Linked DNA regions of Homo sapiens: region 1 is linked to region 2. A link is an interaction called in ENCODE POLR2A ChIA-PET data of the cell type or tissue named here. Cell type or tissue: CD4-positive, alpha-beta T cell. All regions are shown on one strand. Links, peaks and the distances in the headings refer to the core of each region. The heading gives the core; the rest is flanking DNA.

Region 1 (11,521 bases), core at 1,389-9,388, 160 kb before region 2:
CAAATACGTGGAGCTTCCATTTGTCCTGTTCCTTCTTTCTTGCTTCCACCTTCAGCCCCTTTGCACAAGAGACAAATTTGGGCACTGTCTCCAGGTTGGGGGAGGGTCTCTGCCATGCAGATAGGGGCGTCTGCTCATAGCCTTCTTCTGTTTGTCGTAGCAGAGGTGAAAACCCCCAAGCGCCGGCAGCCATTTGTCCCCTTTGCTCTGAGGAACCACACGGGGTGCACTTTGTGGTTTGCCACCCTGACCACCACACCCACCAGGTAAGCAGTCAGTTTATATTACCCCGAGTCATCTCTGCCACCAAAGCCTTCTTGTGCCAGCCCAGTAGAGCAAGGTGGGCCCCCTCTTGAGGCTCTTGGGATGATATTTGAATGAATAACTTGCTGTCTTGCTGAGATTTATGATGGAGGTTCTGGTTTTGTAGAGAATCTATAGTCAGAGAAGCAGGTCCTGAGTCTAATTATGATCTTGTTTTTGGTATACCTTATGTTTAAAAGCCAAGCAAATTAAGGATGTGAGCAGGAAGTATGAAAAAGCCATTCCATCTTTTCTCCTCGATCTCTACCTTCTTTCCCATTTTAAAGAGCTATGTGTGGTTATCACACCAAATGTTTTGCCATTTTATTCCAAGATTGCTTTGAAAACATCCCCATTCTCCCTCTATCCCTAAAGAATTCTTTCATACCTAAAACGCACTTCAACCCAGATGGAATTGGGTGGAGTTTGGAGAACAAAGGAGACTTTACCTAAGCCAGGCGAGAACCTTTTCTAACAACTTTCTGCCTGTTTAGATCTTGGCTCAGCCTTCCAAGTACATGGTGGTCGTTCCAGCTGAGGTCATGAAGTGCATGGCATGAGTAACAGAATCCATTGATTTGAAATCACATTTCTCCGACCTCCCCCAAGTATGAGACTGCTCTAGAAGAGAAGCTTTTTTGTTTTAACAGTGTAGGTCTGTTAAATTCCAACTAATCACTTAAATGCCACTTGAAAAAGTCATGCCTTAATTCACATGTACCAGATTCTACTGCCTGAGGTAAGTGGCTACAGAGTGACAGCTTTCAGCTGTTTCTAAAATGTCAAATAAGTTGTGATTCAGCACGAAGATAGCTATAGTTAGCGACCCTCAAGGTCATTCTTTGTAGCTAGGTCATGCAGCCTTTTATTGCTGGGAATTGAGTTGTGAGAAGGTTCTGCTCTTCTGCACGGGGCTCCTGTGAGAGGGAGCTGGGAAGAAACAGGGACAGGCTGATGTCATCTGATTTGGTTCCAGAGCTGCACTCTCTCACAGTGGGAGTCCAGGGGTAGTTCCAGAAGGGAACGGAACATTTCTCGATGATACTCACAATGTTAGTGAATGGCGAGAAGTCCTTACAGGTGAAGAGATTCCCTTTGAATTTGAAGCAAGAGGAAAGTTAAGACACAGGTAAAGTATGGTTTATTCTTTTCTTTAAAAAAAAGAAAGTGGATGTAAGTGAGGGTCCCTAGTGTTTTGTCTTTTTACTTTCCTTATAAATGATTTTATTTTATTTTATTTTATCTTATCTTATTTTATTTTATTTTTGAGACAGGGTCTTCTTGCTCTGTTGCCCAGGCTGGAGTGCAGTGGCACGATCTCAGCTCACTGCAGCCTCTGCCTCCTGGGATCAAGCAACTCTCCTGCTTCAGCCTCCTGAGTAGCTGGGATTACAGGGATGCTCCACCACACCTGGCTAATTTTTTATTTTTAGTAGAGATGGGGTTTCATCATGTTGGCCAGGCTGGTCTCAAAATCCTGACCTCAAGTGATCCGCTTCGGCTTCCCAAAGTGCTGGGATTACAGGTGTGAGCCACCACACCTGGCCCCTTATTAATGATTTTAATGTCTTCTTTTTAAAAGATATTTCGTAAATCAGTGTTTCCTTTTATTATTTTATTTTATTTTATTTTTGTAGAGATGAGGTCTCACTGTGTTGCCCAGGCTGGTCTCAAACTCCTGGGCTCAAGCAGTTCTCTCACCTCGGCCTCCCAAAGTGCTGGGATTACAGGCGTGAGCCACTGCACCCAGCCTCCTTTTAAAAAATAAAGACTTTGCTGCCATCTTGGAAATACATGTCTTTTCATTAACTATCCATTTATTTGACATATGAGGTGATAACCTGTGTGTTTCACAGAATTTGGTGGAAACATAGACATATCATAACCCTCAAGTTTATTGCATCTTGGCCTGATTTTCATGATGGATTGGTGATATGGTATTCTTAAAAGATTCTCAAAGCATGTTGATTTCAATTTTAATTTACATATATGCCACGTAGTACTTTTAACAAGCAGCTAGTTTCAGGACTCAAAGCTAATAAGAAGACAAATTCTGATTCTAAAAAGAACTGATCTGGGGAGACTGCTAGCTGATGCATTCCTGAAGTACCCATACTCAAAACTGGAATGAATGTGAGAAAATGTTCTATCTGATTACTGAGAGATCATAAAATATCCAATAAAGTGTTGTATTATTTACAAGTATTTTTCTATGCACAGGCTATCCAGTGGATATGAATAGGTTAAGACAGCATTTGAATAGGTTAAGATTTAGTATTTGAGCCTCATATTTGTTTTCAAGCTGAGCTGAAATTGAAGAGATTGGCTTTAGCTTTCTGTAATCATGTGCTTTTTGTGGTGCTTTCAGTTCCTGAGTGTAAACTTGCTCCCAAGTCAAGCAGGTTTCCTTTTGCATAGCTTTGGTACCCACACACATTATTCCCAAGAAGCAAGAGTTCTGAACGTGTGGGTCTCCAGGGATTTTATAGGGAAAAAAAAAATCACTATGCTGGGCACACATGTGCTTGGAAGCCACTTTAGCTTCCAGGTAAGAGCAGTGAGCATTTTCCTGTTGGTCCCCACAGTTCTTGGAGAAGCTAACTACAGAACTGTTGGGAACATTTCTGGATAAGCCCATCCTCTGTCATATCAGAAAGGGTTTGACCTCTTTGTCATTTCTGTTTTTGTTTCCGTATTTCATAATCCATTTCAGGTCCCACTATTCTGCTTGAATTCTTCAAAATAAATGCCTTTTCTGGCTTTTTCCCCTTTTGGCACACTGCACCCCACTCCTTGCCTCCCTCCCCGCTTCCTGTCAGCCTCAAATCTAGTTCCCCATTTCACTTCTGGCTTGAATTAGGCAAAATCTAAAATAGAATTAAATGTGCAGTTTCCTCCTGTTCCTCCTGTTCTGCCCACTGCCTTCTGCTCCAGTTTCAGTCGAGCACAGGAGCCCTGAAATGAGCGCTGTGCCTCTCCTGCCCTGTCTGTAGTCACGTAGGGCTGGAGCCAAACAACTGCATGTGGTTCTGAGCGAATTAGGATTTCAACAAAGGAACCAAGAATAATTTTTTATGCATTTCCAAGAGTATGGTTATATGATTAAATCGCTACTGCATTTTTACCACCCCAGTGACATCATTATATAGGTTGGGGTGAGGGTTGGTGGGGGAAAGACCTTGGCTCGTGTTTAGGTTTTGCGTGGTTTGTACAATGGAGGATAAATGCCACTCTTACTCAGTCAAGCTTTACAGATCTTGCAGTTTGTGTTGTAAGTGTAAAACCCAGTTAAACTGTGCTCCTGATTTCCCTTGCATTAGGTAATCTCCAAAAGGTTTAGCCAACTGGGTTTTTACATCATATGTACTAAATCAGATTTGTGTCTTTGCTTCTACTTTTCATCCCTTCTGGAGATTGTGCCTAATATCTTTTTCTTTGTTCTGCCTGACAGACACACCCATGACCTCCGGATTCATCAACTGCAAGTGAGAGTAAATGGCTGGGAGCAAGTGAGCCCAGTGTCTGTGGACAAAGTCGGGACCTTTTTTCGATATGCAGCACCAGATAAAAATTCATCTTCCTCTACGGTGTGTGACATTCAGGAAGTCAGATGGTTAAGCGACTGTCAGGAAGTCAGATGGTTAAGCCTGTAATAAGCTTACTCTAATGAAACTTTCTTGTTCTTTCTTTCCCCTAATTCTAGGACTGACTGGGTCAGTCATAGGCATTGGTAATCAATATGTAGATAAGCCAGCCAATGGTTAGTTTCAGTAGAAAAACAAGATTTAAAATCAGCAGTAACACATTTCCTCACCTCTGTAGATCCATTTCATGCTAGCTGGCCTGACTGGCAGTTTACTAGTCTGCTGAACCTGAGTCTTGTTTTTATTTCACATATTGTTATGCTGTCCATATACACTGTGTTTTTAATATTTCTTATAATGCAGCACCTTGATCCTTTTACTCTGTGTCTCCAAATCTTTCTCTGTGGCACAAAGAGAGATGTCCACTGTCGTTTATTTTCTGATCACACATGCTCTCACATACCCTTCCTGCCTGTAGTCCCAGTGGTTGGAGGGACAGCCCAGGAAATGATGCAGGTGGCATCCCTGACTTGTACATGCAGGTGGAGGCTGACATCCTGGCTGACAGAGCTGCCATGGGTCCTCTTGCCCCATCCTCCTTCATACTTCATGGAACACTTGCACTTATTTTTGGGTAGCCAGTAGTGAGGTGGAAATGCAGACGTGCAGAGATATTGCAGCTTTCTTCATGAAAAATATTCTTAGAAAACACTGTTGCACAACTGTCCATTTTTACTGTTGCTCTTGTGCCCCAAGTTTCTTACAAAAAAACAAAAACAAAAACAAAAACAAAACCTTTTCAGGATTACTTTTCAGCCTAAGTTTATGTCTAGTAATGACAGGACCAGTTCCCTCATAGGTACCTTTCTTACTGCATTGATGTGTTGGGGAGAAATTTGGCATACGTTGAATGGTTATAAAATGAATATTGTTTTTTCCATATCTTTAAGAGGAGATGTTTTATCTTCATAGTAGACTATACTTTACTTGAAAGTATTTACAAACACGACCCTTTGAAGAAAATTATGTTGTCATTGAATTTAACGTTGCTAATTATCTTAAGTCTGTGCTGACTCTAACTTTTGAAATCTTTTTCAGATTGGCAGCCCAAGCAGCAGAACAAATATTATACATCCCCAGGTTTATGTAAGTATGATTTTCCTGTTGTCATTGTGTTTATTGCGTATATACACTGCACCTGAATCATGTGGATATACATTTCTTAATGATCAGAGAAACTTTATGACATATATGCGATTGAAATTTATCTCTGCCCTTTTCTATTAATGATTACCTTCCTTTTCCAAAAACTTGCAAGAAAATGTTTTCACCTAGCTTGGTGTGTGAGACTAAGTATTACAGGGAAGGAGAAGGAAAAGGCAAATGTTTGGTCCAAGGTCTCCTTTTCATTCTAAGTTAAAATAGAAATGAACCCTGGTATGACCATATGTGTTTCATAGTTTTGGGTCCAAAGGTCATGAAAGTAAATAAGAAGGAAAAAGTAGCAGTTTATTTCCTCTTTGGCTTTTGAAACATCATCACGAAATGACATTAACAAACTTATTCCAGGCTTTTATTTATAATTTCTTCTCCCTGATGATTGTAGGTTTTGAAACAAAATTTCAGGTAGGCCTGAACAATATCAAGGTTTGAAACAACATCAGGATTTCTTTTTTTTTTTTGAGACGGAGTCTCGCTCTGTTGCCCAGGCTGGAATGCAGTGGTGCCGTCTCAGCTCACTGCAACATCCGCCCCCCGGGTTCAAGCAATTCTCTTGCCTCAGCCTCCCAAGTAGCTGGGACTACAGGCACCTGCCACCACCCCCGGCTAATTTGTTGTATTTTTAGTAGAGATGGGGTTTCACCGTGTTAGCCAGGATGGTCTCGATCTCCTGACCTCGTGATCTGCCTGCCTCGGCCTCCCAGAGTGCTGGGATTACAGGTGTGAGCCAACGCGCCCAGCCTAGGATTTTAAGTAATTGTTACTGGCTTTGACTATTGGGGCCTTTTTTGGGTTGGGTCACTGGAAGCTGGAGCTTCGATGATGATTTATGCCTAGGATTGTGTCCTTCTAAAAACACTCTAGAAAATTGTAGTTTGCCTTTTTGTTTGGACTTCCTAGAAGTCTTGGTTCAAAACATGGAGCTCTTCATTTTATTGTTTATTGGATTGACTTTCACTTGCTGTTTGTCTTAATGAGAAAGTTGGCAGAATGAAAAGCTTGAATGTCATGCCATTTGTTTCTCCAGTAAAAAGCATTGTTAATATGTTCTGGACACTCATTCTAAGAGTAGTACTTTCAGACTTTTTCTTTGGTGTACCTAACATGGGATTTTTCTACTTTTAAGAAAATTTCCTGTCACATGGTATTAGCACAAAATGTGTGTTGAATGTGTGAATGAACATATGGAAAAATAACGTAATGGCGGTAACCCAAGACCAAAATAAATAATTGCCCTTCATTATGTTGAGTTTCTGAACCTTGGTGTCCTTTTTATGAACAAGTGATTATTTTTAAAGTTCTTTAAAATACAGACATTGGTTTTTGTGTAGACATGTCAACAAATAATATATGGACCTAAATAATATATTTTATGACATTTAGAAAAAAAGAAGTTATTATTTGTTCCTATGAAAGGCACACCAATGCAGACAATTCTTTCTTTTACACTTTCTGGATTTTACAAAGACAAATGTTAATCTCAGAAGACTTCCTTCTGTTTTTCTGTATTTGGGCAGTACCCAAGCCATTGTTTGGATATTAATCTAGGAGGAAAATAACACAGAAGGTAAATCATTTAATGTTTTGCAAAGTCCTACCTCATTATTTCTAATTTTAATTGTGTTGGATGTTCTTTATTTAATTCCCTGCCAGTAGAGTAGAAGACAAGCCTTTTTCAGTTTCGTTGTAAGGAACTCAGGGGCTTTATGAATCAAGGATAATTTCCAGCAGATACTTTCTTACCAAATTACAGGAAGTTTGGAAAATTGGATAGGTTATTATCACAGTCTCAGGTGAATGTTTTTAATAATGTTTCTAGAGGCTTAGGACTGATTTTTCTTAGTGACACACTTTGTGATATCACATCTGAGTGGATTATCTGTTTTTGTAGAACTTTTTAGAATTTTTTTTTTTAACAGTGTATAGGATGTTTACTCCCTTTAAAGTTGAATGGCTTTAGGGTTTTATGACTGATTTCACTGAAGAACTATAGTAGTAATAAGACACTTTTAAGGTAGACATTCTGATCGATATTATTGTATTTTATATGTTTTTTCAGAAACATAACTATTTTGTCTTTATCGCTCTTTCACAGTTCTCTTCACTCCCACCAGTGCGGGTGGTCTTTGCAGTGACTATGGAAGGCAGTGCACGGAAAGTCATCACTGTCCGGTCAGCCCTCATTGTGAGGAACAGACTTGAGACACCAATGGAACTAAGACTGGATAGCCCATCAGCTCCAGACAGTATGTTTTGATTGTCTAGCATATAGTAAATGCTGATAAATACTTCTTGACTGTTGTCAAGTCTCTTTTTCCCCAGTGGTATCTTCCCCAGCAGTCAGTATATATGGTCTGTCTTCTTTTGTCCTGAGATGGTCAATCTTTGGGGTGGAGGACCATTGCCTGAAAGTGTTAACCCTTATTTCTGTGGCAGAGCCAGTGGTGCTTCCTGCTATCATGCCAGGGGATTCGTTTGCTGTGCCTTTACACCTCACTTCTTGGCGGCTACAGGCCCGGCCCAAAGGATTGGGTGTATTTTTCTGTAAGGCTCCCATTCATTGGACCAATGTAGTGAAGACTGCAGAAATTAGTAGCAGTAAACGAGAGTGCCACTCTATGGACACAGAAAAAAGCCGATTTTTCAGGTATGTAGCACCACTGCAGTGACATGTCACTTTTGCCTTTTTTTTTTCTTTTGGAATGACTATTACCATTCTTTCTCTAAAGACCCTTAGAGATTCAGTTATCTTTATTTAAACTCTAAAGTTCTTATTCCTTGAGTTTTAGTTAGAGTTCATGAGAACTCAAGTGCTAACGGTTGGTGGGGTCTGGGGAGGCTTTATTACATGGGAGAGACAGCCAACACACATGCTATTTACACATACAAGATTAGAAGTTTGTGTTGTACAACAGCATAAAGAGAGGACATATAGAGACGGGAAGGAAAACAAACAGAAAATAACGAGTTCTCATTCCAAAATTGGAAAGCAAAATCCTGGGGTTTGGAGTTTTTTGAATGAGAGATTTCAAAATAATTTGAAGGTTTATGTACCTCATACTGACTTTCTTGAGAACTTTGACAAAATTGCCTAACCATTTAAACTCCTGTTTTCCCATTATACGGGAGTATGTTACTAGATTCAGTGTTGGAAATAATACTGGATTGCTATGTTACACCCTAACAAATTTAGACTTTCAACTTATTTAATGAGGATTAGCTTTAGTTTCTTTTATAGTGAAGACAGGCATTCATTTAGTCTAAACTTAGAGAAAAGATACAAGAATAGTGTAAAGAATTTCATTATACTCTTTACCCAGATCTGCAAATTGTTAACAGACTAAAGGAAGAAATACATCAAATACATAGCTGGAGTTGGTGATTTTAACACTTCTATTTCAGTAATTTATAGAACAAAGAAATCAATAAATATGTAAAAGATTTGAACAATGTTATCAATGAGCTTGTTATAATAGACATTTATATACAGATTATACATTCTTTTCAAGTATATGTGGAACACTTATCAAGAGAGATCATCTGCTGGGCCATAAAACAAAGATCAATAAATATTAAAGAACTAAAACCATACAGAATGTATTTCCTGATCACAATAGAAGTAAACTAGAAATAAACAATAAGAAGATACCTAATCCCAAATATTGGGACATTAAACAATGTATTTGTAAATAATCCATGGGTCAAAAAAGAGAAATCACAAAGGAACTTAGAAAATATTTTGAATCAAAAGGTAATAAAAGGCAGACATGTTTAAATATGGGGGATGCAGCAAAACCAGTTCCGAGGGTAGAAGTTATAGTTTGTAAATCCTCATATTAGAAAATGGGGAAGATCTTTGGTTAAGTCTCAATTAATTTAAAAAAAGAAAAGAAAATGAAGAATATATAAAATTGCTGATTTAATCTTCTGCCTTCAGAAGTTAGTTAAAGAACAGCAAATTCAAAACAAATAGGAAAAGGAAACAATAAAAATATGGATGGAAATCAGTGAACTAGAAAATAGAAAATCAACAATGTCAAAATTGACATAAATTTGACAAACTTCTAGCAAGACTTGCTGAAGGAGAAAAGACAGAACACACAAATTACCAATATAAGGAATGAAAAAAATGAGGCACTATTACAGATCCTATAGACATAAAAAGGATGAAAAGGAGGTAAGAACAATTTTATGCCAGTACATTCCAGATGTAAATGACACCTTTCTTGAAAAACACAAGTTATCAAAACTGATACAAAGAAGAAATAGAAAATCCAAATAACCCAGTATCTAAATTAAAAGAACTTCAACTGTTAGAAAAGCCTTTGTCCACAAAGAACACTATAGGCCCATATAACATTACTAGTGAATTCTACCAGACGTTTAAGGAGAAATAATAACAGTTTTACACAAGATCTCTCAGAAAATAGAAGAGGAAAGAACAATTCCGAACTCATTTTATGAGGCCAACATATCCCTAATACCAAAACCTGATACAGCTACTATGTAAAAACTGTGAGCCAGTGTTCCCCATGAAGAGGTGCAAATATCATTATTAAAAATTTTTTCTTGTTTTTTTTGAGGTGGAGTTTTGCTCTTGTCACCCAGGCTGGAGTGCAAGAGTGCAGTCTTGGTTCACTGCAACCTCCGCCTCTTGGATTCAAGCGATTCTCCTGCCTCAGCCTCCTGAGTAGCTGGGATTACAGGCGCCTGCCACCATGCCCAGCTAATTGTTGTATTTTTAGTAGAGATGAGGTTTCACCAGTTGGCCAGGCTGGTCTCAAACTCCTGACCTCAGGCAATCCACCCACCTTGGCCTCCCAAAGTGCTGGGATTACAGGCGTGAGCCACCGTGCCCAGCCAAGTTTTTCTTTTTTTGATTGAGACAGAGTCTTGCTGTGTCACCCAGGCTGCAGTGCAATGGTGTGATCTTGGCTCACTGCAGCCTCCGCCTCCCAGGTTCAAGTGATTCTCCTGCCTCAGCCTCCCGAGTAGCTGGGATTACAGGCACCCACCACCACAACCGGCTGATTTTTGTATTTTTAGTAGAGATGGGGTTTCACCATGTTGGCCAGGCTGGTCTTGAACTCCTGACCTCAAGCAGTCTGCCCACTTTGGCCTCCCAAAGTGCTGGGATTACAGGTGTGAGCCACTGTGCCCAGCCCTTTATCAAAATATTATGAAATGCAATCCAGCAAGTGGTTTATCCCAGAAATTTAAGATTAGCTTAATATTTGAAAATCAGTAAATGTAACTCATCATATTAAGAGACTAAAAGAAAGTCAAGTGCAGTGGCTCACGGCTATAATCCCAGCACTTTGGGAGGCCAAGGTGGGCAGCTCACTTGAGATCAGGGGTTCGAGACCAGCCTGGCCAATATGGTGAAACTCCGTCTCTAGTAAAAATACAACAAATTAGCCAGACATGGTGGTACACGCCTGTAATCCCAGCTACTCCAGAGGCTAAGGCAGGAGAATCGCTTGAATCTGGGAGGCAGAGGTTGCAGTGAACTGAGATCACACCACTGCACTCCAGCTTGGGTGACAGAGCGAGACTCTGTCTCAAAAAAATAAAGAAGGAGTACACAGGCCACAGAATTGGAAAAATACATATATCTGAGAAAGGATTTTTGCATGGAGTACATGAAGAACTTCCTACAGATCAACAATAAAAAGATAATAAAAAGAATAGACAAAAGAACGGACAATTTACAGAAGAAAATACCCAGCCAATAGACAAATGGAAAGATGCTCAGTGTGATTATTCACTAGGGAAATGCATACAGTGGGTAATGTTTTACTCTAATTGAAATGGCTGAAATAAAAAAAGAATGACAACACCAAGTGTTGACAAAGATGTGGAGCCACTAAACTCTCATAAGTAGCTAGTAGGAGTGTAAAATGGTATAACTACTTTGGAGAAATGTGTGGCAATTTCTTATAAAAGTTAAGTACTGGCCGGGCACAGTGGCTCACACCTGTAATCCCAGCACTTTGGGAGGCCAAGGTGGGGGATCACCTGAAGTCAGGAGTTCGAGACCAGCCTGACCAACATGGTAAAACCCCGTCTCTACTAAAAATACAACAAATTAGCCAGACATGGTGGTGCACTCCTGTAATCCCAGCTACTCAGGAGGCTGAGGCAGGAGAATGGCTTGAACCCAGGAGGCAGAGGTTGCAGTGAGCCAAGATAGCACTATTGCACTCCAGCCTGGGCAATAAGAGTGAAACTCAGTCTCAAAAAAAAAAAAAAAAAAAAAAAAAAAAAAAGGACCCAGCAAGGCCACTCTGGGGTATTTACCTAAAAGAAATGAAGATATATGTCCAAAAAATACTTGTACAAGAATGTTCATTTAACCCTAAACTGGGAAAAACCAATTGGCTATCAAGAGGATAATGAATAAATTAACAGCA
Region 2 (11,521 bases), core at 1,601-9,600:
TGGAAGTGCCTGTGCTGTGCTCACCTAGAGGAAGGAACCTCACATCTCAGTTGGATTTTTCATGCACATTCCTGCTGTCATCCCAATCATGGTGGCCAACTTTGGAGTCTCCTTGGAGAGCCCGTGACGGCCTCAGTGGCTGTGCACCAGGCCCACCGATGCTCAGGGGTGTAGGCTGCTTCCGGGTCTCATCTCAGATCCCCGCCAGTTCTGGCTGGCGCTGTGTCACCTCTTCTCTGTGTCAGGATCATTTTTATCCCTCTCTGTCTGTCTTTCTGTCTTTCCCTGTGCCCTCCTTTCTTCCCCGGACCAGCTATTTCAGATTCCATTCAACTCTGTTCAGTGATGCTGCCGCTCTCAATGCGGTTAGAGCGCAAGATGTGAGAACGTCTGTGCTGAGTGGCCTAAACACTGAAGGCTGCGGGTCTTTCTAATTTCAGCATTGAGACTTTACAAGTCCACATTCTTGGCATTGCCAACCAGTTAGAATAGAACAATAAATCCCAGTTTTTGTCATGGGCGTCTGTAATTAAAATGGCAACTGGAACAAGGCAGTCACTTACTGAGCGCTGATGGGGTGGCCAACTCTGTGGGGTGCTCAGGAAGACACGGGGCTGTGAGATATGGACTCCACTTAGAGGGCTCACCTCGTAGTCAGCAAAGAGACTTATCCAGGACATGTGGAAAGAATGAGTTTGTGCTTGGCCATGCTTTGGGGGCCATCACAATTAAATGCTCAAAAGTGGAGGAGGGGCTGGAGTATGTGGGGGATGCTTCACAGAGAAGTTAGAACCTGTGATCCTTGCGGGGAGGGGGATGGGATCTAGAGAAGTTGGGAGAGCAGGTGTGCGTCCTGCACGGACCCCAAGTGAGCGAGGGCCCGGCAGCCTGCTCCCCTCGACAGGCAGGCCACCTCCTGCCCCCAGGCTTCTGCCCCCTTCAGAGGACCTGGGAACAACGCCGTTCTGGACCCAGGTTTCAGAACACTTCCAGGTGGAGCCTGGCTCTGAGCAATTCAGTTTGCCAGCAGGAGCTCGACTGCCACTCCGTCGTCAGCCTTTAGTATTCCTGCCACTGTCCATCCTTGTCTGCTGTCCCTGGACACTGCAGCCCCATTGTGAAGGGCTGTCACAAGATGCAGGGGAGGCAGCCAGGCCCGGGAGAACTGTCACACTGTTCCCAAGGTTCACTGCTCTTCATTCAGTGGCCAGAGAGGTTTGATGTGCATAAATTTCCACTTTGAATGTGTGAGCTCCATGATAGAGGAATTCAGTTTTGTTGGAGTGGCCCTAAAGCTCCTGAAGTAACAACTAGAAGTTTCCAAAAGGAAGATGACAGTTTTACCTAAGAAAGCGTTTTCTGACTCTTTGAGTTTTCTGAACATGAAGTGGATGGGGGGGTGCCCTGTCCCTGGAGGTGCTGAGCTTAGAGAGGGAGGAAGCGGATGGGGAGGTGCAGGTGTTTTAACGCCAGGCTGTCTCTTCATGGCGTGCCATTTGGTGAACCTGTTTAATTCTGCTTTTCCCCCCTCAGCTTTCAGCGCCCCCAGCTGCGTCTTCTCGCCCCTTCATGTTTCCCTCTCCTCTGCCAGGCAGTGAACTTTCTCAGCTGCTCCTTCAGTTTCACATTGAAAGGCATCGTGTTTTCTGTTTTGTCCAATAGAGTATTGTTACAGTTTTCTGTAAGCTTTAAGCTATCCAAAAATGCTCACAGAAAAACAACAAACACCCACAAGATAGAATTTCAGGATTTAGAAGTATTTCCCGGCAAGGGGGCCGGGATTCGCACTCAGGCCCTGGGGCCACAGAGCCCGCAGTGGGCCTCCCCCTGATGCTGGGCGAAGCCCCAGGTGTCACTCCTGTGTTCCCGTCTCGCTTTGCAGCTTCATCGCTGTGGAGAACATTGACAGCTACTGCGTGCTCATCTCCTCCAAAGCTGTTTACTTCCTGAAAAGTGGAGACTACGTGGATCGAGAAGCCATTTTCCTAGAAGTCAAATACGATGACCTCTACCACTGCCTTGTCTCCAAAGACCATGGGAAGGTGTATGTGCAGGTGACCAAGAAAGCCGTGAGCACGAGCAGTGGAGTGTCCATCCCCGGCCCCTCCCACCAGAAGCCCATGGTGAGTGCCTGGCTGTTCTCAGGCTCCTGAGGGGCGGGGCCAGGGCCTCGATGCCTCTGCCCTGCTTCCCCGTCCTCAGCAGGAGCTCATTTAGGAGGTTGAGGCTGGGCCCTTCCCAGGAGTGCTGCCTCTCAGTCCTGAACATGGGAGGGGCCCAGGGTATGTTCACGGGGCGATGCTGCCCTCCCAGCTGGCCCATGGGTGACCCTGGGAACATTAACTGCCTCACAACGTTTGTGCCTCAGTTACCCGTAGATGTAGTGAGGGTAACAATACTTACTCTCGTTGGTGATAAGGAACAGCTAACACAACACACAGGGTTTTTCTGCTCCCAAAATGGGATTCTTCAGTGCACCAAATCGAAGAAAGCACTGGAGCTCACGCTGGTTTCTCCATTGTTTCTCCTTAACAGTGGAAACCGTAACTTTTGTTCTAGTAGCATCTAGCATGCTCAATAATTATTTGTAAATAAAAGTTATACTTTCCCTCCAAAGGGGACAAGGTATTGTTATGACAAGGCTTTTAAATAATAAAGCTCCTGCGAATAGCTAACGTTCCTAGAGGGCTGGCTGTCTTGTGGGTTGTCTGATCACTGTGTTGCTGTCATCCCCTCCTCACTATTGGTCATAGCAGGTGATTCATTCAAGGCTACACAGCTGACCTTGAGGAGCCGGGGTTCAAATCCGAGTGGCTTGGCACCAGAGCTGGCTGCAGAGCCTCTTGCGGATCTGTCTCTGGCCAGTCGGCCCTGGAGGCTTGCCATGACACCCAGGTGTTAGTCCTGCTCATTCTCACCCGGCATACCCGGATTTTGAAGCTTGCATTCAAGAATGATACATTAATCAAAAGGGCCTGCCCACCTCTGCTCTCTCTATGGATCGGAAATAGCGCCAGCCTTATTGGGCCTCTCTCCTCCGGAGTCCTTTGGCCTCCCCCTGCTCATGAATGCATTTGGGCCTGTTTGGACTTGTGTAAGGCTCCCGTGGGGTCATTGGCTTAAGTTAGAGCTGGCTGATGAAGAGGGCGAGCACCTCAAAGTGTGAGTATTTCTCCAGATCCCTTCACTGTAGCAGGTGGGCAGCCTCGCCCACTATACTTCTGCCCCTTTCAAAGCAGGTGGGCAGAGAGGTGTTTGTGGTAAGAAAGACCTAGAGGCTTTTGTTCGCTGATTCTTCTTCCTTCATCAGCCATCACCAGACCTTAGATGTGAATCCCCCATTCTTGCTCTTGGTCTTACCTCTGCAGATCAGTTATGGCCGTGGGGGGGAGTTCCCAAATGTCAGGTGAGTATGGGTTGGCTGTACAGTCCTGGGGAATGTTTAAAAAGACCGGCTGGGCGCAGTGGCTCATGCCTGTAATCCCAGCACTTTGGGAGGCCGAGGCGGGCGGATCACGAGGTCAGGAGTTCGAGACCATCCTGGCTAACACGGTGAAACCCCATCTCTACTTAAAAAAAAAAAAAAAAAAAAAAATCGTTAGCTGTGCACATGCCTGTAGTCCCAGCTACTCGGGAGGCTGAGGCAGGAGAATCGCTTGAACCCGGGAGGCGGAGGTTGCAGTGAACCAAGATTGCGCCTAGGCGACAGAGACTCCGTCTCAAAAAAAAAAAAAAAATTGCAGGGACCCACCCCAGACTTGTGAGTGCGAGTGAAGCAGGAGCAGCCCTGGCCATCACTGTTTCTTTGACGTGTACATCCCATCCTGAGATGCAGCTGGGCTGGGAGCCGCCACCTGGGTGGATCTGATTCCTGGATTTCCCCATCCTGGGGACAGGTGACCCATCCTGTTCTCCTCCTTAGGTCCATGTGAAATCTGAGGTCCTTGCTGTCAAGTTGTCACAAGAAATAAACTACGCAAAGAGCCTCTACTATGAACAGCAGCTTATGTTAAGACTCAGCGAAAACCGAGAGCAGCTGGAGCTGGACTCCTGAAGCCCCGCTGCTGAGATGGGCGCTCCCGACACAGCGCAGACCCACCAGGAGGAAAGAGGCCCAGCTCTCAGCTGACGATGGAGGCAGAACCGGAGTCGGGTTTGGGGAAGTTGTCAAGGAATGAGGGAAAGTAAATCCTCATGAGGAAAAGTACAAATGGAAATCGTATTAATTTGTGAGGCAGGGAGTTATTTTAGATTATGGGAAATAATTTTTAAAGGTATTGGTTAAATAACGTTTAAAAACATGTACTGAGATGAATCTAATTTTTAGATTGCCCTGTATTTTGTTAACATGTATATATGTACAACAGTGTGTTTGTAAATATATAGGAACGTTTCTGAACAGGGTCTGTGCTATGTGTAAAGGTTTGTTAACTGTAAAGTAATATAAAGTTATATTGGATCTTCTATTGCACTAATTCTAGATGTCTAATTCAGGATACTGTCTATAGAAAGGCATTCTTAAAAGTTAAAGAATGTTACGTCTTAGTTTTGGAGACTAAAGTATTCCCAGTAAAGTGGGTTGAGGTGAGGGCTGTGGTCCTGAAAGGGACGCCTTTGACATCGTGGCTGTCCAGTTGGGCTGTGAGCTGTGGCACCCAGGACTGGCGCTGGCCCTTCAGAAGGATCTAGGAGAGGGGCTTGGGAGCCCACTTTTAATTTCTCACCCCCATTTTACAAAGAGTGCTTAGATTCTTACAAATTATGATGTAAGTTATCCATTTGGCTTTTTCCTAACTAGTCTTACCAAACTTAGGGGGAAACCTGTGCTCCATTACCACATGGGTGCAAGTCAGCATTGTAAGTTTTCTCAGGTTATTATTATTAGAGAGGTTGGAAACATTGGTAAACTCTGTTGATTGAGAAGGAAAAAAAAAGTCCCATTGAACTGTTGCAACAAATCAGAAATCCACATAAAAGTGCTCTCCTGCCTGGGCAGCAACAACCAAGAACAAAGCCCCGGGACTGTTTTCTTTTTAATAAAGCCACAGGCAGGCATCGTAGCTCCACAGCCCGAGGGGACACAGGATGGAAACCCCAGGATGAGAAGGGAGCAGGGAGAGTTCCAGAAAGGGGGATGAAATAGGAGTATTAAAAAGCTGCGTTGGTAAGTTTTTCATGGAACCAAGATTTGACAAAGGCATCTCTTATCCTTGGTTTTAAATTCCTGCTGGGAGCAAGGCCTGGTATGAGCGCCCTGGGTCTTGTTTTTGGTGTTTCGCTTTTCTGTAAGGATTAAGCAGATAGGGAGAAGGGAAAAGGGGCCTCACTTTAGAATGAATGAGTCACCTTGTGATTTTTAAATTTTTATTTTAATAAAGCTAATCAATTTCTACAACCTTGTCACATGTAGCTGAGTCTGGGATGACTCAGTGGATCAGTGGATGCGTGGAAGGTTTTGGTGTTTATAACTCATGACCCAAATCCTTCCAAGACACAAATGAAGCTAATCTTCTTCCCCTCCCTTTCCTCTCCCACTTCCCCTCTGTGTCTGTGTCTGTGTGTGTGTGTGTGTGTGTGTGTGTGTGCGCGCGCGCGCGTGCATGCAGAGAGGAAGGAAGGGAGCTTTAGCACAAGTAGCTACATAGTGTTCAAGGATCAGCTTTCTTGAACTCCGAGGCTTGGTTGCCTTTGCTGAACTCCAAGTTAGTGGATTGCAGAATGGAAACTTGGCTTTTGCGGCACTGGGTGAGTTTTAGTTTGTGTGTGTCTTGCTGGGGGGTGGTGATGATTGTCTCAGCACTCACGCACTGCACAAGATGGCAGCAGGATACAGCACTGCACAAGATGGCAGCTCCTCTGCAGCTTCCTCCTCAGCCTCCCTCCTTGCACCCCCACAGGTTTGGCTTGTGGTTTTTGTCATCAGTAACCTACTGCCTGAGATCATGATCTCTTAAAAGATGAGACTCTCGGAAGGGTTGATTGTATGCGTCAGTGAGCCTTCTATCACCTTCTGGAACAAAGTCACTTGAAATCTCTTGATGAGATTAAGGAGTTTAGTGTTACTAAGAAAATCTGCTTTGGGCCGCAGCAGTGCTGGGTGTTCTCAGACCTGACTGAGGAAGTTAGCTGCGGGCTGCCCTGTGGGCTGGTGCTTCAGGAGGAATCCAGAGAAGTGTTCAGATGCCCCCCTTGGGCTCCTTTCTAATTTTAATCAGCTCTTTAAATAGCTGCCCATCTCCTGTGATTGCACAACCAAGCACTTTGACATTTGCACCTTAGGAGAGGCAGATGTTAAAATGGAATCCAAAGACCACCTAGGGCGGGGCTGGGTGGGAGATGGGAGGGCCAACTGCGAGCTGCTCCACTTCTCAGCTCTCCCCTGCCCTGCAGCCCTGGGCCAGACAAGGCCAGAAGGTTTCAGGGGCATTTGACATCCCCTCCTGGTTCTCACCAGGAAAACATCCAAAGCTTTGGAGGAAACAGGCCCTGCCCCTGGCTCCTTAAATGCCCCGTCTCTTTGTAAACTGATATTCAGCCAGCAATGCCTAAGACTTTGTTAAGATCATTTCTACTGCTTTTCTTTCTGCTTCAAACACACAGTTCGTCTCTGAGGAAAGTAAAATAAATGGAATAAGAGTAAATTGGGTAAGGAGATATCCAAAGCTACCCAGTCCCTTGACCCAGCACAGTTGGCCGACCCGTGTCACTCCCTGGCTGTCGCTGCTTCTCTGTGCTCACTGAAGGGTGAGCCAGGCCAGTGCTTCCCCAGCCCCTGGGCCTGGTCACTACACAGTGGAAAACAGACAAGCGGCCCCTTCCCCAAATCCCAAGAGTGTCTTGCTGCTTGGTGGGTGCTCATCGCAATGTTCTGAAGGCTCCAGGGCCACTTTGTTTGTAAGTATGATCTGGGCCTCAAAATACCATAGTAGCTGCTTGATAAAATTCTAAAAATATCTGGTTCTCTATTATGTAAACACTATTACAGTCACCAGTGTGTGAAGACTCTTGAGTCTGGTTCTCATATCAGAGTCATCATTTTTCTTCCTGTGGAATAAAATGCCTTGTGGACTTCCCAAACTTGTTCTTTTGTTTTCTTCTGGTCTCTTGGTGATCCACAGCTTCTAGAGCTATCACCAGTGACAAATACCAAACATAGTGTGATGTTCACAATAAAATGTGGCCTCTGCCCCCAGGCCTGGGGAAGCACCCCCACACCTTAACCAGTCTCAGCCTCCCAAGAGTAAGTAGTAGTCTCCGCGCTACACTGGCTGCTGATCAGTCCATTCTGAGGTTCCTGGTCCAAGCCCCAGCAGGACAGACGTCACACTTAGGGTTTAGGCAGCTGAAGAAGAAACAGCAAAGGAGGCCGGGCATGGTGACTCATGCCTGTAATCCCAGCACTTTGGGAGGCTGAGGCAGGCGGATCACAAGGTCAGGAGATTGAGACCATCCTGGCTAACATGATGAAACCTCATCTCTAACCCCGACTATATCGCCCCTCTCTATTCCATCCACTCCACCTCAAAATTAATAACCTTGTGTGTCGCCCAAATTTTCACCACGTTATATAATTATGTGTATAACTAAAACTACAAAAAATTAGCTGGGCATGGTGGTGGGCGCCTGTAGTCCCAGCTACTTGGGAGGCTGAGGCAGGAGAATCACTTGAACCCGGGAGGCGGAGGTTGCAGTGAGCCGAGATCACACCGCTGCACTCCAGCCTGGCACAACAGCCTGGCAACTCTGTCTCAACAACAACAACAACAACAACAAAACAGCAAAGGAGGCTCAGCAGGATCATCCAGAGATGGAGTGACACCAGGAGGGTATGGATCCTAGAAGCTGAGGCCAGAAAGGTTTCAAAGACTACCGAGGGCTGCTACTAAGTCAGGTGGGATTCGGACCAACAATTATCAGTGGACCTAGCAATGCTGAAGTCACTAGAGACCTTTCTAAGAGCTGTTTCAATGGAGCATTGGAGGTGAAAGCCGGGTTGGAGTAGATTCAAGAGGAAAATGGAAGGAGAGAAATAACAACAGCTCTCTACAGGAATCTGGCCATAAATGGAGAGAACTGACCGGAAATTCAAGAGGGCAGGGAAGGAATAAGGGAGAAGAGGGCCTGGCGGGCCAGGAAGATGGGTGGAGGTGGGGGAGCTTGAGATTCCATTGATTGCTCCTGATTTCTCACATCAGGCAAGAATGAATACAGGGCGGGAAGTGATGCTGATTTGGAGAGAGAGAAGGTGCACGTAGTCATGTAGGGTAACGGGAAAGGGAATAGGCCACAGAAGCATGGTATGTTTGCCGGGCGACATTAAGGACCCATTTGACGTTGATGACCGTGAATGTACAGTGGAATCGGGCAGCCTGGCTGTATTCTTGTCCGGCCACATGTAGCTGCACAGCTTCAGTGTTGTAGAACAGGCAAAGAACTGGCTTTAATCAAGAAATGTTCCCCTCACCTATTCAAGTACCTCATCCACCATTGCCCAGTTGAACTGGCCAAGAGCCAATCAGAACAAAATGTCAACAGAAATCCAAAAGCCTAGAGAAGGGAGGGGCTACGCTTTCCAAACCAAAGCACAGCTTCTGAAGACTATGCCCCTTCCAAGTGGGAGAGACAGTGGAAGGTGTGGTTAACAACCCCCACACGCGCACACAATTAGACTCTTTTCAGGGGTTCACAGATGCAGTGGGACAGTCAGTGTTTGACAGTGAACCAGCCAGGCACTCCAGGGCATGGGGATGTCATTGACATAGAAAGGGTATGTGTATGACGATCTTCCATTTCCTCAGCCAAATTCAGCAAGCCGTCTTGCAGGTATTGGTTGGCTGCAAACACAGCTTTCACCCCAGCTCTTTAGACCAAGAATGTGATTTCTAGCACCGTAAGAGATACTTGATGTTTGCTGTTCACTGGACACTGCATCCCAAGACCCTAATAACAGAAAGTGCTTCCTGAAAACACACCCAAGCATGTTCATTATTATTTAGAAGTTTGGATTAACCTGGAAGAGCACTTCTTCAGGAAATTGGAAGTGAGATTGCACTCGCATCTGCAAGGGTCTTGAAGATCATCCAAGTTGTGGCTCTCTGGCTGAGGGCATGATAAAAGCAATCATAAAGACCAAAGAAAGGGACTGTAAACCTAGCGCTTTAGGAAGCCAAGCCAGGAGGATCAAGACCAGCCTGGGCAACAGAGGGAGACCCTGTCTCTACAAAAAAAAAAAAAAAAAAAGGTCGGGCATGGTGATGGATGCCTGCAGTCCCAGCTTCTTGAGAGGCTGAGGCAAGAGGATCACTTAAGCCCAGGAGGTTAAGGCTGCAGTGAGTTATGACTGCACCACTGTACTCTAGCCTGGGTGACAGAGCAAGACTGTGTCAAAAAAAACTCACTGCTGAATAATCCTACTGACACTTTTTAAAAGTAGTCTTCCCTTTTTGCTCCCCCCACTATATCGCCCCTCTCTATTCCATCCACTCCACCTCAAAATTAATAACCTTGTGTGTCGCCCAAATTTTCACGACGTTATATAATTATGTATGGTTTCATAAGCAGATATACATATTCATAGATTCCTAACATTTGTGTTTACAAAAATGGAATCTATTAAACACTGTTCTGTGACTTGCTTTTTTTTCTCACTGTTCCCTCAGGCTGGTATCACTCTAGTTTATTCTCTGAAGTGCTGCATGTTCATTAATGATGTAAGTGTTCTATAATTTACTCACCTATTCCTGCTTCAATGGGCATTCACTTTGCTTTCCAGCTGCTTCCACCCTGCCCCGAAGATCAACACTGCAATAGATGCCCTCCTATGTATGCATTTACACGCCAGTTCTATTTCTGTGCAGTCCTTTCCCGGGAGCTGATTAGTTAGGAGGTATGTTCCGGACCACTTTCCCCCAGTGCTGGTAGGAATGTGAAGGGCAGCACCCATCTCTGCGCCTCTTACCTGTGTGATGGGTACGAAGTGATAGTTCATTGTTACTTTATCTTGCGTGTCCCCAGCAGCGAATTTGACCATCGTTTTGTTTGTTGGCATTTGGATTTACTGTTAGGAATGGCATTTGCTGAATTATAGCAAATGCCTTTCAGCATCTGTTATTATGAACAGTTTATTATTATACTGTTTCTTCTCCTTTAATTTTTGTTTAAGTAACATGTTGATAGATTTCCTGATATGGAACCACTCTTAATCCCTGGAATTAATGGATTCCACTTGGATAAAATGTGTTAGTTTGTTATTCTTTTGATACATTCCTGGCTCTTTTTGCTAATATTTTGAGTCTTGGCACTTTTTAAGTGAAAGGGGCCTATAATTTTCTTTTTTTCAGAGTAACCTTTTTTTTTTTTCTTTTGAGACAGGGTCTCACTCTGTTGCCCAGGCTGGAGGGCAGTGGCTCAGTCTTGGCTCACCGCAACCTTGAACTCCTGGGCTCAAGCGATCCTCCCACCTCTTCTTCCCATGGAGCTGGGGCTATAGGCGTGTGCCACCTTGCCTGGCTAATTTTTTTTATTTTGAGTAGAGATCGGGTCTTACTGTGTTGCCCAGGCTGGTCTCAAACTCCTGGACTCAACTGATCCACCTGCCTCAGCTTCCCAAAGTGCTGGGATTATAGGCATGAACCACTGTGCCCGGTCTCTTCATCAGACTTTAGGATGAAAATTATGCTGTCTTCGTAGAATGGACTGGGGAACTTAACACCATTTGGCTTACAATACTTAAATTACATTAGAATTTTCTGTTCTGTTTTTCAAAGCTTGGATAAAAGCGGGCTGTAAACCCTTGGGTTATAAAACTTTTTTTTGAGATGGAGTCTCGCTCTGTCACCCAGGCTGGAGTGCAGTGGCGCGATGTCGGCTCACTGCAAGCTCAGCCTCCCGGGTTCAGGCCGTTCTCCTGCCTCAGCCTCCTGAGTAGCTGGGACTACAGGTACCTGCAACCACGCCCGGCCAATTTTTTGTATTTTTAGTAGAGACGGGGTTTCACTACGTTAGCCAGGATGGTCTCAATCTCCTGACCTCGTGATCCACCCGCCTCAGCCTCCCAAAGTGCTGGGATTACAGGCGTGAGCCACCGTGCCCGGCCCCCCTTTTTTTTTTTTTTTTTTTGAGTCGGAGTCTCTCTCTGTTGCCCAGGCTGGAGTGCAGTGGCGCGATCTTGGTTCACTGCAAGCTCTGCCTCCTGTGTTCACACCATTCTCCTGCCTCAGCCTCCCGAGTAGCTGGGATTACAGGTGCCCGCCACCACACCCGGCTAATTTTGTTTTTGTATTTTTAATAGAGATGGGGTTTCACTGTGTTAGCCAGGATGGTCTTGATCTCCTGACCTCATGATCCACCCACCTCGGCCTCCCAAAGTGCTGGGATTACAGGCGTGAGCCACTGCACCTGACTTTTGTTTAAGAGACAAGGTCTTGCTTTGTCACCCAGGCTGGAGTGCAGCGGTATGATCATAGCTCCCTGTAGTCTTGAACTCCTGGCCTCAAGCCATCCTCCTGCCTCAGCCTCCCAA

Evidence for each region. Peaks named below come from ENCODE experiments on the same cell type or tissue, not always from the same donor. Only the 100,000 strongest peaks of a DNase experiment are listed, where the experiment ranks them.
Region 1: POLR2A ChIA-PET joins it to region 2 with 7 read pairs; 4 of 35 experiments call an interaction of 5 or more read pairs at or near these places.

What each region holds. Positions count from the first base shown.
Region 1 is chr1:12,341,620-12,353,140 of GRCh38, forward strand. It overlaps VPS13D (vacuolar protein sorting 13 homolog D), which reads left to right. Exons shown (of 70, transcript NM_015378.4): 41 at 161-266; 42 at 1,280-1,432; 43 at 3,755-3,890; 44 at 4,986-5,033; 45 at 7,204-7,354; 46 at 7,545-7,755. Among named protein-coding and RNA genes, the nearest start is that of VPS13D, 120 kb to the left of the region's middle. RefSeq lists an enhancer at 3,117-3,276. In CD4-positive, alpha-beta T cell, for the core only: no CTCF peak of the experiment used is centred there; DNase peaks (open chromatin) are centred at 3,482, 3,892 and 4,402; H3K4me3 peaks cover 580 bases; H3K27ac peaks cover 2,354 bases.
Region 2 is chr1:12,504,971-12,516,491 of GRCh38, forward strand. VPS13D (vacuolar protein sorting 13 homolog D) reads left to right here. Exons shown (of 70, transcript NM_015378.4): 69 at 1,883-2,123; 70 at 3,923-7,077. The coding sequence ends at 4,054. SNORA59A (small nucleolar RNA, H/ACA box 59A) reads left to right here and starts at 2,276; the gene lies at 2,276-2,427. RefSeq lists enhancers at 2,903-3,072, 3,439-3,940. In CD4-positive, alpha-beta T cell, for the core only: no CTCF peak of the experiment used is centred there; a DNase peak (open chromatin) is centred at 5,891; H3K4me3 peaks cover 1,637 bases; H3K27ac peaks cover 2,608 bases.